2 separate regions of the Mus musculus genome follow, and region 1 is linked to region 2. The links are chromatin loops, found by intact Hi-C in ENCODE. Cell type or tissue: heart. All regions are shown on one strand.

Evidence for each region. Peaks named below come from ENCODE experiments on the same cell type or tissue, not always from the same donor. Only the 100,000 strongest peaks of a DNase experiment are listed, where the experiment ranks them.
Region 1: it touches region 2 in a loop (7-fold over the local background); 18 of 42 quality-filtered maps call a loop at or near these places.

What each region holds. Positions count from the first base shown.
Region 1 is chr11:98,341,627-98,344,126 of GRCm38, reverse strand. It overlaps Gm38970 (a long non-coding RNA gene), which reads right to left. Exons shown (of 2, transcript XR_880194.2): 1 at 1,809-2,500; 2 at 268-1,629. Among named protein-coding and RNA genes, the nearest start is that of Gm38970, 1.6 kb to the right of the region's middle. In heart, no CTCF peak of the experiment used is centred here; a DNase peak (open chromatin) is centred at 1,346; H3K4me3 peaks cover 1,246 bases; H3K27ac peaks cover 890 bases; H3K27me3 peaks cover 1,200 bases.
Region 2 is chr11:98,456,510-98,459,009 of GRCm38, reverse strand. It overlaps a transcript of Mien1 not described here. Among named protein-coding and RNA genes, the nearest start is that of Grb7, 11 kb to the right of the region's middle. In heart, a CTCF peak has its summit at 1,301; DNase peaks (open chromatin) are centred at 1,119 and 1,489; H3K4me3 peaks cover 1,801 bases; H3K27ac peaks cover 1,649 bases; H3K27me3 peaks cover 1,033 bases.

The DNA of each region.
Region 1 (2,500 bases), 110 kb after region 2:
AAAAGTCTGTATTATAAGCATGTGACTGTCTCTACCACCACACTGGGGAGGAAAGGTCGCTTGCTCTGCCTGGCCCAATCTCCCTCTGTACTGGTTCAATGTGAATCAAGGCTCTGTTTTAAAGGTTTGCTATGTGTATGTGTGTTTTGCCTGCTTGGGAACCACCTGCATGCCATGCTAGAGGAGGTCAACGGATACCCCAGGGTTGCAGACGTTGTAGGCTGGCACGTGGGTGCTGGGAATCAAACACCAAGTGCTCTTAACTTCGTGTGTGTATGTGTGTGTGTGTGTGTGTGTGTGTGTGTGTGTGTGCATCATGTCAATTCAATGTCAGCAGAGGCTAGACAAGGGTGCCACATCCCCTGGATGGCATTACAGACAATTGTGAGCCACCATTTGGGTGCTGGGACTTGAACCTCTGAAGTAGCAGACAGTGCTCTTAACCTCTCCGAGCTATCTCTCTAATCTAGAATCAAAGCTCTTAGAACACGATTTTAATGGCACACGGTTTTAACATGTATCCTCCACACCATGTATCTTTCCGTTGGACTCTGAGGTACTGTGGGGGAGATGAACTAAGGAGTGAGTGAATAAACAAACATAAGCTGTAGACACTAACAAGTTTGTTATTGAGTTTGTCTTTTGTTGTTTTTTTTTGTTTTGTTTTGTTTTGTTTTTACACTCCTATTTGGAGCGTTTACTTTCCTGGACAGAGTTAGGCCCTGTAGGTGCAGTTTCTCATTTAATCTTCTAGGATAGTCCCATTTTATAGATGGGACAACTGAGGCTTCAGAGGGCTTCAGCAGCTTTTTCCCGGAGCCTAGTTCAAATAAAAGACAGTTCTAGCTAGCATGGTGACTCATATTTGAAATCCTAGCCGTCGTGAGGTTGAACCATGAGTTGCAGAGTAACCTGGGCTACAAACAAACCAACAAACCAACCCACAGATAACCTTAGCCTCCAGAGATCACCCCCCTTTCCCTTGGGCGTAGGGTGTTAGGAAGCTCGAATCCCAGTCCTTGTCCAGGAGATTAGCACTAAGCTACGTCCCCAGCACTGAAGACTTCATTCTTTTGGACACATCCACTGTATAACCTTGGCAGGCCTGGAACTTGCTATAAAAGCCCACGCTGACTTCGAACTCACAGTGTTGAGGTTAAAGGAGTCCGGTTTTACCGCTGTCTTCGACAAGTTTAAAACCCGCGAGTGGAAGATCACTAGCGTACACTGGGCTTCGTTCCAGTTCCGTTTTTTTGGACCTGGTTTCTTTCCCTCCCAGCTTGGTTTCCACGGATCTCCGGAGAAGCAGAAATCGGTGTGCCGAGGTTGCCCTCTGGTGGCAGAAACGAGTACAGTAGTATCTATGCTCTCTGGCGCCCCCAGGTGGAAGCTGAGATGTGGTGAGAAGAGCGCAAGCGGCAACCCATGGAGGGGGGAGGGGCGCCTCAGCCGCCGGCACCTGGAGACCCCCTGCTCTGGCCACTGCCTGGTGCCCCCCGAGGTGCCAGCTGAGGCTGCCCCCAAAGAATGCCAGCTGCCGAAGCTCGCCGCCTCCCACTCCCTCCACCAGCCTCACACACACTGCAATCCCGGTCCAGTCGGCTGCTTCCATTCCCTGAAGAAGAGGCCCTAAAGTTAAAACAGCTGTTAATTTATAAACCAATTTTTCCGTGACTGCTTAATAAATCGCCAGCAGCTGCTCTGCCCCCTCCTCCTGCCCAGGCACCCGGCCCCGGGGGCTGCGTGGAGAAGCTCAGGGCTGCCAGCCTACTCCTTCTGCCTCCTTTGCCCACCAGCCCCCAACTTACCCCCAGACCCCCAGTGAGGGGAAATCCGGGTGAGCCCAGCTTCCCTGGTCTTCAGCAGAGGGCTAAAATGAAAATGTGTTTTCTTTCCTGGAGGCTATCCCTTCCCACACCCCAGTGCCCCTCCCTACACTTCCAGGCCCAGAAGGTGGCACCAGAGGTTTTCCCTGGCTCTGGGGAGTGAGCAGGCATAGCTTTCCTGCTGAAGTTCCCTTGGGCCACTGGGAGGCCAGGGGACCCTAGTTTGGCCCAGGGCTCATTTTTGAGAGTGCTGGAATCTCAGTTTCTCTGCCAGGGCCATCCCCCTGACAGATGCTAACTGAAGTTGAACCCTGCTTTTCTCTCAAGGATATGCTGAGAGGAAGCAGAGCGTCCTGGGTCAGCACCCACTCCTGCTAGACGCCCCCTCCTCGGGAGCAGGGTGAGACTTGGTCTTGTGAAAGATTCTCTGTCCAGCTTCTTCCACTGGGGAAAAAGTAGCTGGAATCCTCTCAGGAGGAGGAGGGGCATGGAAGAAGCGACTCTTTCTCCCTGTGCCTCCAAGTCCCTACTGTCCCAGGGTGGAGGTCTGCTGCTCCAGGGATCTGAGACTCTGCTTGGGACAGGGACATCAGGAATCTGGCCACACCACAAGCTTTGTAACATGAAGCAGAAGGGCCAAGCACAGGCCAGTAGTTCAAATCCTATGGCTACCA
Region 2 (2,500 bases):
GGGCACGTGCTACCTCCTCCCCCAACTTTGTCCCACCACCAGCTCAAGCCCCATCCCACCCCCACTGGAATGACATTCTCAGCCTTTCCTGTGTGTGTTTTAGGGAGAGAGGACCTCAGCAAAGCTCTGGACAGCTTGGGTGCTGGTACTCATATTCCGGTCTCAGTCTTAGCCTCACGACTTGCTGTGTGACCTCGAGTGTTTCACTTTCTGGACTTTAATTTTCCCTGGAGTCGTGAATCTTTCCGATTTCTTTGGGCTGGGACTCTAAGCTCAACGTCAACCCCATTGCTCTAGTAGACTCTAGAGACCTGTCCTCTAACAACAAAAACAAACCCCGGGGAGAGAGAATCCTGTTCCCGTTCCTTTCTCTACACCTCGGGGCTTCTAGAGGGTGGCCACGGGAGGTGAAGAGTGTAGCCTAACATTCTCGCAAGAGGTCACTTTCTCAATTGTCTGTAAGGACAGAGAGGTACCAGGCTCCTCCTGACTCTTCATCTGTGGGAAGCTCTGGATGTGGGGGTTGGGGTGCCCTACACCCCTTTCTCAGGGTGGATACCGATTCCTGGGGTCAGGGAACCTAGGAGAGACAACCCAGGAAGGGCTCCGGAGAGGTGAAAGGGTGAGGTGCAAGGTGGGAGCCAAGAGGGTGAGGGAAGGGGCAGCTATATTTCTGAGAAACAGCCAGGCGTCCCAGCAGCCTGCAGATTAACCCGGAGCCTGCGGCTTCACAGCTCTCCCCTTCTGCCGCCCACGCCGCCCAGCGCCTCTTGGGGGTCTGCAGCCTCGACGGGGCGGTGGCCGCTGCGGACACGCAACAGATCTGGGGACCGCGGAATGGAGCCTGGGGGAGGAGGGGGCGGGGCGGGTGGAAGGTAAGTGCAGGAAGGCGTGGGTCGCGTGACACCCCAGGGGTCCCGAGCGCCAGACCCCGCCTGCCCGCAGGTACCGCCCTTGCCCTCCCCACCCAAGTCCTCCTCTCCCAGCAAAGCGGGATCCAGAAGTGAAACCGCCAGGGTCACAGCCCAGCGCCATCGCTGCGCCGCGCCGCGCCCCGCCCTTCCGGGCACTGCAGCGAGGTAGGAGCTCCCCGCGCCCCTGAGCGCGGCTTTGAAACGGGGGAGGGGCAGGGGAACCTCGGGAGGTGTCGCCTGTAGTTCCAGGAATGGCCGCTGGGTGACACTGCAGCCGCGTGGCTGGACTCGCTCGGGATCCCGGGGGGGGGGGGCGGGGGGGGCGGGGGGGGGCTCGCGGGGCGCCAACCCGAGGCTGCTGCGCGCACCTGCCGGCACGGCGCTGCGCGGGGAAGGATTCAAGATGTGATGTCGCTGCAGACCCTAGGAAGGGTCCAGGGACCGACGGCGAGTATTTGGGTCCTCGTTCAAAAAAAACGTCAGGTTGTCAGCAATTGTGTTGTCGTGCAGGCGAGTTGGCCGCAGGAGGGCAGCCATGGACACCGGATCACCTTGCACACATCTGTGTGGGTGGGACTCCCGGCGTGCATGCGCTCTCCAACTCCAACCCGGTCTCACCAGCCTGGAGCCTCTCTTTATTCACTAAACCCACTCCAGGTCCCTTCACCACCCCGTCGTCCAGTGGTGAGGGGTTGCAGGAAGAATACCAAGTTCATCCCTTAGACGCGTGGGACTGGGCGGCTCTACAGCTTGGGAGGAGGGAACCCAAAACTGTGAAATCCGTATAGAAACTGATGATTGTGAGAGAGCAGGGTAGACCAGGGTTGGCGGAGGTTAAAATATGCTGGAATCCGACGGGGAAAGTAGGCAGGTACCCAGAAGGAAGGGGTTCTACCGTGTGCCAGGCCTTAGAAACTGGCAGGTTAAAGGATGCACAAGCCTTCCATAATCACGTGTGCGTGGTGTGCCCACAGCACGTCTCACTCCCACACAGCTTTTCCTCAACTCCAATCACAAGGCCCATTTCCAACCACTGATACCCTGCCGCTGAGCCACTCTGAAAGCCCTCAAAACTATTTATTTATTTATTTATTTATTTATTTATTTATTTATTTATTTATTTATATGGAAGGTCACAGGCCATGATACATGTGTAGCAGAGGAAGTCAGAGGACAACTTGCAGAACTAGGGTCTCTCCTCCCACCAGGTGGTAGATGCCATCCCTCATAGCTCTTAGCACCCCCCCCCATCCTCCCCCAGGGCTGGAAAAGATGGTATCTACGGTCTGCAGGCTGGACTGGCCGTTTCTAACTTTCTCTGTGACCCCAGGTGGGTCACTCTTTCTGAGGCTCAGTTTCCTATGTGTAAAGTGGAAGGCCTGTCGATCTCAGGGATTCTGACCTGCTAGTTGACATAGAAGGGGTGAGCTCCCCTGCCTGGGACTTCAGGTGCTGGGTTTTCTTGGGGGGGACAGATTAACTCCTCAGACAGGCTTAAAGGATGACTCATCTTGGTCCCCCAGTTACTCGTGAATATATTTTTACAGCGAGTTTGTGTCATTTCGCTGTCATGTCTAAATTTCTTG